Regions from separate parts of the Homo sapiens genome. Here regions 2 and 3 are each linked to region 1. The links are chromatin contacts, found by Hi-C or POLR2A ChIA-PET in ENCODE. All regions are on one chromosome and are shown on one strand. Each heading gives the region's core, a stretch centred on a gene start or an enhancer-like site at or near the end of the contact. The rest is flanking DNA. Distances are from core to core; before and after follow the strand shown. Region 1 holds the start of CIMIP6 (ciliary microtubule inner protein 6). Region 2 overlaps LOC102724072 (a long non-coding RNA gene). Region 3 overlaps ACYP2 (acylphosphatase 2).

Region 1 (3,710 bases), core at 427-2,926:
CAGGGACTGGAATCCCAGTTCTGCCATATCTGAGCCTTTGTCTCATTTGCATGATAGGAACAATACCTATTGTAAGAGATATGAGAATAACATTGAATAATTCATTGTTTCAACAGATATTTATTGAGTTGCGTGCCAGGTGCTGTTGGAGGCACTGATGATAAAGCAGTGACAAAACAAAAATTCCTGCCCTCATAGAGCTTACACTCTAATGGGGAAAGGCGGATGAAAAAGTAAATTATATAGTCTGTTAAGTGCTAAGGACAATAATAAAATAGAGAATGGGAAAAGGGAGTGTATGTATGTAGGAGGTAGGTTTGCATTTTCAGGTAGGGTGGAGGCTGCATTGTGAAGGTGGCAAATGAAAAAAGAGGGGAAGAGAGAGCTAAGTGCATATTTGTGGGAAAAGCATTCTAGCAGAGTGAACTGTAACTGCCAAAGCTTCCCAGCAGAAGTGTAACCATCCTTAGCGCACTGCTTCTAAAAGTATGGGCACTGGAGTAGCAGCATTGGCATCAATTGTGACCTTGTTAGAAATACAAATTTATGGGGCCCATTTCCTTTATGTACCTAGTTTTTTGTTTACTTGTTTTTAGAAAGCACTGCAAACTCAGAATCTCTGGGGCTGGTTCCCAGGAACGTGTTTTAACCAGCTGTTTCGCTGATTCTTATGCACGTTCAAGTGTGAGAACCATTGTTCCAGGGACAAAAATACAGGCTTTGGAAGAGGGTATCCCTGGCTCCACATCATTCCTAACTAGCTGTATGTACTACCTTGATTAATAGTCTCAATTTAAGGTACATCAGAATCACCTGGATGCCTTGGTTGAAGCCAGATTATTGAGCCCCAGCCATAGAGTTTCTGATTCTGTGTGTCTCGGGGGTGGGAAGTCCCCAAAATTTGCATTCCTAACAACCAGGTGCTGCTGATGCTGGTCTTTATCACTGCAGATGATAGCAGAAAGGCCTGTTTGCTGTAGCAGAGTCCTGTCAGAGGGAGGCAAGAAACGGTAAGGGGCGTGTTGTGTAGACTCCATAGGCCATTGGAGGTGCCTTGGCTTTTACTCTACGATGTCGGATGGAGAACGGCGATCTAACCTGGGCTGTAAACGGATAGCTCTGACTGCTGTGTCGAGGAGGCTGCAGAGGGGTAAGGGAAAAGCAAAGCCACCAACTGGAGGGCTGTTGCAGCATCCCGGCAAGAGAAGCTGGTACTTGGGACTGGGTGGGCACAGTACTGAAAGTGATGAGCAGTGGTAGATTCTGGATAATTTTAAAGGTAAAGACTACAGAATCTGCTAATAATTGTGAGAAGGAGTGGATGACTTCAAGAATTTTAGATCCGGTAATGCAAGTCAAGTCCCTGACACACAGTATGTGCTCAGTAAACGGTGCGTTTTAAAAATTATTGTTGTAAGCGCTCAGCCAACTGGAAATTAGAGAAGCAAGGGGGCTGTCTGAGCTTGGCCTGGACTGTCCATGCTGGATCCCGGCCTCCCCCTGAAGGAGGAAAATAGTTTTTGGAAAGGGAAATAAGACACCAAACCCCAGCACTTACTGATGCTTATCTTCCTTTTCCTCCATGGGCCTCTACGGCACCAGGCAGCGAGGAGCCTCCTGGGAAGAACAGGGACGCAGCCCTGCCAGGAAAAGGGTGCGCAAAGCGCGGCGACTGTGACTCGCGCGTTGCTAAGCGACGGGCGCTAGTCCTCGGAAAGGGGCGTGGGGGGAAACTCCTGGAGTGCGCAGGCGCAGTTAAGCCGGGTTGGTGCTGGACTGTTGCTCACTGTGCGCGACTGCGCGGCGAGGAGGGCGGGGGTGCCTGGCCGCGTCTCTAGGCGTGTGGGCTCGACGCCCTGCGTTTGAACTTGCCCTTCCCATTGTAGGGCCAGGAGGGGTGTTTATCAGGACTGATTTGGTCCTTGAGGATAGGGGAAGGGCTGTTTCCGGAGCTGCGGGGCAGCGCTGCTGCCGTCTCCGCCGTGCCCGCCCTCCGGAGCCCGGCAGGTCGTCGTCAAAGCGCTGCCACGGGTCGCCCAAGCTGGCTGCAAAAGTGCGGGCCGGCGGGAAGGATACTTGTTTTCCCTTGTATTGTTAACAATACTGTGCGAGTCGTGATTGGTTGCTCCTGAGCTGCCTAGCCTTTACTCCAGAAAGCTTGGTTGTCACTGTTTTCCACCATTTCTGACAAAACCTTCCCCGGCTGGGCTGCCAGGATTAAAATAGAGCAAGGGAACACTCATCTCCTGCAAATGAGGCTCCCTGCTGTGTGTCATCTGTTGCAGCCTGAGCGGGGTTCAGAATAGGGTAGCTTAGGCAGCGGGTTGGGGCTTGTATGTGTAGCACTTACCCAAAAAGAGCAAGCTCCTGGGAAAAGCCGTTGCTGACTTGCATCCACCTTCTGGCCCTGGAATTTCTTACTTCATTTCACCATTGCCTCCCAATTTCCACTACCAGAGCCAAAAGTCTTTGGCATCTGTCATAGTAACTCACGCATTTCCCTGGATAACGGAAAAAGAAAAGTCCAGAGTTGAATTCTGCCTTATATCAGGCTATGCATACGTATATGTTTGGAATCCAGAGTCAGTGTTCGTGTGTGTGTTTACATTCACCTTGGAGAGTGATGGGAGAGCAGAGGTTGGTCCTAGGACTCATTTTATGTATGTGACCTGAAATCCTATCAGGAAGAAGAATATATGTGTAGATTTGACACCTAGTGACCTAAATACCTGAGTGTGGACTTCGTTGTTAAAGACTGGAGTGTGTGTGAATGTGTCATTGTGTGTGTGTGTGTTTGGTGAGTAAGGAGTGGATGAGTAAATAAATATGGGGCAAGTGGGTTGAAAACCAGAAAGCAGGGGGAACTAATAGCAATTGAGCTTCCACTAGGGGACCAGGCATTTGTTAGGCATTGTATTAAACACCACCTGCTTATCTGGTCTTATCCTAACCATCACACTGTGATTAGGAGCTTAGGGTCTGGGAGCAGTCAGTGTTTGAAACCTGGCTTTACCACTTAACTAGCTAGTTCACTTGGGCAAATGATCTAACCTCTCTGAGCCTCAATTTTTTTCATCCACAAAATGGGGAAAATACCTAGGGTTGTTGTGAGGTGTAGATGATTTAATACAGGCAGAGTACTGAGAACAGGGCCCGATGCTTAGTAAGTGCTTTGCCATTATTTTTATTGATCAACTTGATCTGCTTATGCTGCCACATGTCCTTGAGGGTTAGTCAACTCCCTCATCATTCCCCCTAATTTCTGCTTCAACCTTCACCAATCTCTTCAAGTCCTAAAACCACTTACCCTCAGGAACAATCTCAGGGCTTAAAGAAATGAGGGCATTTTCTCAACTTGATCCTTTCAGACTGACAAGTTCACCTGCATCCGTACAGGATTAGAGTCATTTGCCTCTCTTTTGAGCGGTATGGTATTAGTTTTAAATATATTTATGTCAATCTCTGTTAAGTAGCTTGCATATGTCTAGGACTTATTAAAAGCTATGAGAAACATTTAAAAAAGAAATTGTGGGCTAGGTGCAGTGGCTCACGCCTATAATCCCAGCACTTTGGGAGGCCAAGGCGGGCAGATCGTGAGGTCAGGAGATCGAGACCATCCTGGCTAACACAGTGAAACCCCGTCTCTACTAAAAATACAAAAATTAGCCGGGCGTGGTGGCACGCACCTGTAGTCCTAGCTACTCGGGAGG
Region 2 (3,710 bases), core at 533-3,032, 110 kb before region 1:
TCTCTAGTACTCGGGCTTCCTGGTTCCCTTCCTTGGGGCTTAAGCATAAATGTGTCTGAACTGAGCTGTTAGAACTTGAGTGTAGGAACTTTACATACCCTCTCCAAATTGCAAGCACCTGATCTGATCCATGGATCTCCAACTAGTCAGTTGGAGAACTCAGTATGGCTAATCAAGGAGCAGTCCTTTCGGCCATATCCCCTGCTTCTTCCTGCCCCGGCACAGAAAAATGACTGCATGTTTGAAACTCTGAAGGGCTCCCATAGGACTTCCTGTCAACACAAACATACTCTCCCCATAAGCAAACTTCTCCTTTCTACTTCATACTCTCAGTTAATTGCAAAGAAACAGAGTAAACAAATGTCCAGTGGTATTTTAATGACACAGATACGTCCCCATTCGGAACAGCAGGAACACGATGAAAAGTGGCTGTACCATCTACTCTTTGGGCCTGGCATCCTCCCAACCCCTCTCCACCCCAGCCCTGCACTACACACTTCTAAGGTTGGCTGCCTGGGCTGCCTGCTCTCCGTGGCTTCATGCTTGGATTCTTACTCCTCTTTTGATTTGTCAAATTTGATTATTAGACCAACAATGGGTTTACCTTTGACCTCACACCCTGCTGACCCCCTGAATGTGGGGATCCAGTTTTCACTCCAGACCCTAACTCAGGCCCTGGAGATCTCAACAGTAGTTCACTGATCGTGCAGTGGCTCTTCTGGTCCCACCTGATCCTGGCCACATCAGCCAATTCGAGACACAAGACCCTGCCAACCACACATGGCAAACGACACATGCCAGCTAGAATCTGGGGCTATTTTCCAAGACAGTCTTGCCTGGCCCTGACCTGTCTGTGCAGCCAACCCATTTCCATTCAATTCCAAACCCTCGATTCACGACCACAATCTTGGTAGTCTCCAGATTTGAGGTTGCATGTGCTTTTCCAGCTATTTAGACTTGGACTTACCTCTACAAACCTTGGTCTTGGTCACCTTTGTGGCTCTCTGTGCTCTCAAGAGCCCTGTGCCTGTCCTACCCCCTCAACAAGGGAAGTCACCCTTTTACTATCATCATTGGGGGGCATTCCATTGGCCTCCTAAAGAGTGGGTATAAGGACAGGCATGGTGGCTTATGCCTGTAATCACAGCGTTTTGGGAGGCCGAAGCAGACCAATTACCTGAGGTCAGGAGTTCAAGACCAGCCTGACCAACATAGTGAAATCCGGTCTTTACTAAAAATACAAAAATTAGGGAGAATTGCTTGAGCCTGGGAGGCAGAAGTTGCAGTGAGCTGAGATCACACCACTGCACTCCAGCCTGGGCAACAGAGAGAGACTCCATCTAAAAAAAGAATGGGTATAAGCCAGTGAAGAAAATTGCTTTAGGGAGAAGGGCTTTTGACTTCTTTAAATCCTGTAAATCAGGAGGTTATTCTCAGAGGGAGATATAAAATGAGGGTTGTATAAATCTGGAGTCTTAGTGTAGTTGAGAAAGTGTTACACACATTTTATAAAGAACAAATGATTTAATCTCCCCCATCATTCTACCAGATGGATTGAGGCCTACTGGAAATATGTTGTGAGGGAAACGTTTATTAGGAGGATAAGGAAAGGACTTAGGACTCTTTTGTGATCCATCTTCCATAAGCAGTCAGTTTGCTTTGTCTTTTGTCTTTTTTTTTTTTTTTTAAAGAAAAAAGAGTATTGGCTCGAACTCCTAGTGCTTTCTTATGTAACAAACAAGTCAGGCAAAGGGCATGCCTTAGTGCAACGTGGACTCGGCAGACTGCCTGCATGATTAGAAGTGCGGGGAGTTGGATGCTCTTGCTCCCTGAAGATTGTCATGCAATTCCTCCTCAAGTGTTGAGCCTCTTTCCGGCAGAAGGGTGCCTTAGGGCAGGCCGTTATGATGCCTTGTCCACTGCTGGCATTCAGCAAGGGTAAGTAAATCATAATAGTTTTATGGTAAGACTACTGAATTTGGAGGCTAGGTTTCCAAAGCCGGTTCTCCTAATTAAATATCTGTAAGTCACATAGCCCATCGGAGTTCCTTTGCTCATCTGTAAAATGATAAGGGTTGATCCCACAATTCCTCTAAGATCCCCTACAGCTCAGAAATTCCCCAACTTGATAATAAATTACAGTTGGTATCTAAGCACTAATTGAAAAATCTATAAACCAGGTAAGATATTCTAGAAATGAATATATTGGCATCTCTCAACAATCAGAGTAATAATTAGAGTTTAAGTTTGATAGAAAATCATCATCTTCTTCTGTAAATTACCAGGATTAAATAAGAAAAAAAAATATAGGAACATCTAGCATGAAGGGTCACAATAAGCTTCAGTTAAAGGGACATTTTCTATCCCAGCATTTCCCAAAATATGATCCTAGAAATACTATTCTGTCATGTAGAGTCACCCATGCAGTTGTGTTCCATGAAGGTCCTTTATAATGTTTTTTCATGTGTGTCTAAATTTAGAATCCAGTCAGATATCACATATTGTGTTTCATTGTCAGGTCTCTTTAGTTGTTTGTAATCTAGAACAGTCTCCATGACTCTTTTCATTTTTCATGACATTGACACATTTTAGGAGTCCAGGTTAGTTATCTTGCAGCATCTCACACAATCTGGATTTATCTGATTGTTGTTTCCTCATGTTTAGCTTCAGATTTAACATGATCCTGAATCTAATCTAGCTATTTCTGGGGGTTGGCAAGAAAGCTATGTAAGTGATGTTCATACTGTTATTTTTTAAATTGTTTTTCTTTTACCCTTAGTATATGATCAAATATTACAGAAATAACATGAGATAGAAATGGAAGGTACTCCAAAATGCCAACCCCCAGAAATAGCTAGTATTTATATTTTAGTCTATATGACACTAGATTTTTTTTCCTCTGCATATAACAAAAATTGAATCATTTTCTAAATCATTTTTATAACTTGCTCTTTTTACATGTTGCTGTATCTTGGAACCCTTTCTGTGTAAGTACATATAGATCTACCAAATTCTTTTCAGAGGTTTGTTTCCAGTGTTTAGCTGTTAGGAACTATGTACATCATTCATGTACATTTGTCTTTGTGTACTTAGGGGAATGTTTTCTATAGGTTACTACTATAATTACTTCTACAGTAGAAGTAAAATGTGGGGTTCAATTTTAATAAGTATTGCAACATTGCCAACACAAAACATTATATCAATTTATACACTTATGAACAATGTATGAAACGACTGTTTTCTCATATCTTATCCTGGTTTTACCTCTTTTAAAAATCTGACTGAGTGCGGTGGCTCACACTGGTAATCCCAGCACTTTGGGACGCCCAGGTGGATGGATCACCTGAAGTCAGGAGCTCGAGACCACCCTGGCCAACATGGTGAAACCCCATCGCTACTGAAAATATACAAAAATTAGCTGGGCATGGTGGGGGGTGCCTATAGTCGCAGCTACTCAGGAGGCTGAGGCAGGAGAATTGCTTGAACCTGGGAGATGGAGGTTGCAGTAAGCCAAGATCCTAGGCTGCTGCACTCCAGCCTGGGTGACTGAGGGAGACTCTGTCTTAAAAAAAAAGAAAAAATCTGTACCAACTGGAAGTGAAAATTTCTGTCTCATCATCATTTGAATTTGAATTTTTAAACTACAAGCAAGGTGGAGTATGTTTTCACATGTTGATTTCCTGCTTTTTGTTCCTCTTCCTGAACTGCCT
Region 3 (3,710 bases), core at 523-3,022, 90 kb after region 1:
GTTAGGTGATTACACTGTTGTGTGAACATCATAGACTGTGCTTACATGAATCTAGATGGTATAGCTTACTACCCACCTAGGATATGTGGTATAACCTATTTGCTCCTAGGCTACAAACCTAGGCTGTCGCCTAGACTGGAGTGCAATGGCGCACATGGAGTGCAATGGAGTGTATAGTATGCCATGTTACTGAATAGTGTAGGCAACTGTAACACAATGACATTTGTGTATCTAAACATAAAAAAGGTATAGTAAAAATATTAATTTTAATCTTGTGGGACCACTGTTATATATGCAGTTCATCGTTGATCAAAATGTTGAATTATGTGGCATATGACTGTATATATTTTACCTAAAACATCAAGTCATTATGTGGCATATGACTGTATATATTTTACCTAAAGCATCAAATATATGTTCATTCTGCTAAATATAATCCAATTTTCCATTTTAATGGAGAAAACCAATAACCACAATGACAAGGTGAAATGGGCAAGACAAGCCTTCAGTTGACGTCACAGGACATCAATGATGAGCAAAGTCATCTCAGGATTACTTAATTCTCAAAGGGTATTCTATCTACCAAGCCTGGTGGTTTGCATCTTGTTTGACGTTGTATAGATGACAAAACTGCAACTGCTGCAGACTGCAGTCACTGTGCTGGAATGTCAATTCTGTAATGCTGTGCATGGTTTGAACAGATTAATTCAAATGTTTTGAACATAGCAAACCTGCCATTACTTTCACCAAGCATGCAATATAGTCATAGCGTCTGCACTTTTACTACGCGTATTATAAATACATGGCTAATTTCTCCCATATGCTATTATTTCAGCTGAATTTTTTTCTTTTTTGATACAGTGTCTTGCTGTGTCACCTAGGCTGGAGTGCAATGGCGTGATCTTGGCTCACTGCAACCTCTGCCTCCTGGGTTCAAGTAATTCTCCCTGCCTTAGCCTCTGGAGTAGATGGGATTATAGGTGCCTGCCACCACGCCCAGCTAATTTTTGTATTTTTAGTAGAGGCAGGGTTTCACCACGTTGGCCAGGCTGGTCCTGAACTCCTGACCTCAGGTGATCCACCTGCCTTGGCCTCCCAAAGTGCTGGGATTACAGGCGTGAGCCACTGCGCCTGGCCTCAGCTGAAATATTTTCATACTCTTAATGGCAACACATTTGATAAATAAATCTGATACAAGTGAAACATGGTTTATCCCTTGCAAAACTTTATTACATCATTCAAGAGAAAGACGTGACTATCTTCACTTCTCCTGGCATAGACGAATCTCTACCTCATGGAGGAGAAAAAAAAAACTGCAAAACTTTCTGCAATTCCCATTTGACTTCAGATAGAAACAACACAACAATATCAGAGGTCTTAATTAAAGAGGTTTGAGGGAAAGCCCAGGGTATCATGCCTTGAATTTTTTCAAGCTAAGCCTATACCTCCTGAGCACCTGAGTGCATACTTCAACACATTTGTTAGTAGAAGGCTTCATTTTTCGGTTCAATATCATACTTAAACCAGCTGGAATTTTTAGAGCAGTCCAAGAACACCCTGTGTTATAACATTGCTATTTCCATGGAAATTTGGATAAGGGTCAGCTGGCATATATTATAAATAGTTTCCCATGATATCCCTAAATTAGAGATTAATTCAACTTGTAACAACTGAATTGACTTAATTAAAAAATGTTTTTCCTGCCTTGTCATTCACAGGCATTTGGGGAGGGAGTGGGGGTGCTCTACTCTGAGACTCCTTGCTCCAAGGCTGAAAAGATGATACTCTTTGGGCCATGTCAATGGCACTTGCTCTCCAGCCAGCCAAAGGAAGAAAAAGGAATACAAATAAAGGCTGCCAGATTATAAGCAAAGACTTTACCAAGAAAAATAAAGTGGTAGAAAACCTCATTACCTCAATGAGAACAGACATTCATCTCCTCGGCCTAAATGTCTTCTTTCTAAAATTACTAAAGTAAAGTACAAGATCTGGATTATGTGTCAAAGGTGAAAGGGACCTTATTTTGCAGCCTAAGCCACTGAAGCAAGGAAAACATAGTCTGGGTCAGAATGTTAGGTAACAGATGCCCTAGATATAGGCCCCAAGTTTCCTGACTCTTAGTTCTCTATGTTCCCCACCCCGTTTGCCAGAGAGCCACTCATCTCACCAGGGAGTTGCTCATCTAAATTGCATCCTTTGTAATACGAGCCTGAGTCTTAGGAATTCAACTTGTCACAAGTATGATGAGGCAGGGAGTGCCGCAAAGACAAAGTTTTGAGGACCAATAAAAATGGGAAAACTAAAAGTTGGAGAATGAGAAATTATTGATATCTTTAGGGGTGGTACAGGAGCTCCGGTTAGAGACAGCCCTTCCCAGTTATTAGAAAAAGAAACACCTCTAAAGTAGAGAAGAATGAGTTCTCCAGGCTACAAAGGTCTGATGTGCTATTTTTTTAGAAAAAGTGAATTTTCTTTTTTGTTTGTCTGCTCACCAAGAAGGCTTCACCACATATGCAGAATGATTCCTGCATGAGGTCTGTTTTCTACTCTAAAGTAATAAGCTGATATAACTAGTTTATTCATTATTCCCTTCTTAGGGGATTGTGACTTCATTCCTCACCTAAACCTAGTTTCCAAAAAGTGCAACACTAAGATCATGGTGACACCCACCCCCATCTAAGCTACAGACTCTATGGGCATTCTCAGTGCTACTCACCTTCATTACGTTAATTCCAGATCTTTCTCAAACATCTACTTGGTCACATAAGATGGTTACAGAGCTCTAACTTCGTTCTGAGAAGAAATTCCCACCCCTAATGACTAACTCTAATCCCCTGGACCATGGAGTCACAATTCCTTCTGGGTAATGCTCTAAACTGGTGAGAATATGTAAAATTTTTGTTATAAATACTTTAAATTTAGGGATTACTTCTAAAGTACTTCTCAGAAGAATTTTAAAAATAAAGAAGTGAATAGATTCATATGTAAACACATGACATTTGGAAATATTTACCAGTTTCTTCTTCCCTATTCTACCATGAAAACAGCATATTTAGCTTCTTGGTGAGCCACAACTGAGCCCTCTATTTAGAGTTTGTCCCCCTTACCACCTTCTTAGGTCACCATGGGTGGTAAAGTAAGAATCATATTAAATTTTAGTTCAGCTGTGATGATGCTGTGCCCTTTATAACCTTGGTGGTTTAGACAACCCCCTGGAGTTTCTTAGTCATTATAAGCTCAGTGTTTCTAACAAGGACATATGGCACAGCCTCAAATACTCCTCTGGCTCACATCAGATGCTAACAATGCTATTTCAAGAGTGGGAAATGGGAGGAGAAGTGGGATGGGGCATGCTTTTCTCCTTAACCTTTCTAGGAAGCAGTTCTTGAGATTATTAGCTTCATTCTAGACTACAAAATACATGGGCAGTAGCGGGAGGCTCTAGGTTGATGACTTCATCAGTTCCATTTCTGTTTTTAAGCTGGCTAAGTTTGTTTGAAGCTAGCTAAAAGAACAAGACAGAGGCCATTCTTGGTCTCTTTATAAGCAGTGAAATATCACAGTATGGCCTCTTTCCTTTCAGGCAGGATCCCTTTGAGACATTCCTGGAAAAGCAGAACAGTCCATGACCATCAGGAAGGCATGCTGACTTCAGGCAATCTGGCAAAATACTGTGGGTGCCAGTGAGGTAAAAACATTATTAGCAGAGT

Evidence for each region. A loop is a pair of places that touch in the nucleus more often than their neighbours do. ChIA-PET counts read pairs that join two places held with the same protein, here RNA polymerase II (POLR2A). Pooled maps may share reads with other maps.
Region 2: a loop to region 1 is called in a map of posterior vena cava, with 2.0 times the contacts of the local background. The contact joins the enhancer-like site here to the promoter of CIMIP6 in region 1. A Hi-C loop is called at or near these places in 3 of 168 maps with a recorded cell type or tissue (adrenal gland, esophagus muscularis mucosa and posterior vena cava), 1 of 37 single-sample maps with no recorded cell type and 4 of 50 pooled maps. POLR2A ChIA-PET finds 5 or more read pairs at or near these places in 2 of 52 experiments (OCI-LY7 and endothelial cell of umbilical vein).
Region 3: a map of ascending aorta shows a loop between it and region 1 (2.1-fold over the local background). The contact joins the enhancer-like site here to the promoter of CIMIP6 in region 1. A Hi-C loop is called at or near these places in 3 of 168 maps with a recorded cell type or tissue (Caco-2, ascending aorta and left ventricle myocardium inferior) and 5 of 50 pooled maps. POLR2A ChIA-PET finds 5 or more read pairs at or near these places in 1 of 52 experiments (AG04450).

Annotation. Positions count from the first base shown.
Region 1 is chr2:54,328,850-54,332,559 of GRCh38, reverse strand. CIMIP6 (ciliary microtubule inner protein 6) reads right to left here and starts at 1,676. Exons shown (of 5, transcript NM_001100396.2): 1 at 1,559-1,676. The coding sequence starts at 1,584.
Region 2 is chr2:54,436,548-54,440,257 of GRCh38, reverse strand. All of the region lies in intron 3 of LOC102724072 (a long non-coding RNA gene), which reads right to left. Among named protein-coding and RNA genes, the nearest start is that of SPTBN1, 18 kb to the left of the region's middle. Within about 2 kb of position 1,782, at least 7 of the 41 ENCODE cell types and tissues checked have a DNase peak (open chromatin) inside an H3K27ac peak, as active enhancers do.
Region 3 is chr2:54,239,158-54,242,867 of GRCh38, reverse strand. The region is part of intron 3 of ACYP2 (acylphosphatase 2); the gene reads right to left. It overlaps LOC105374610 (a long non-coding RNA gene), which reads left to right. Exons shown (of 2, transcript XR_007086321.1): 2 at 3,584-3,710. Among named protein-coding and RNA genes, the nearest start is that of TSPYL6, 15 kb to the left of the region's middle. Within about 2 kb of position 1,772, at least 7 of the 41 ENCODE cell types and tissues checked have a DNase peak (open chromatin) inside an H3K27ac peak, as active enhancers do; they include ascending aorta and left ventricle myocardium inferior, where a contact is called at or near this core.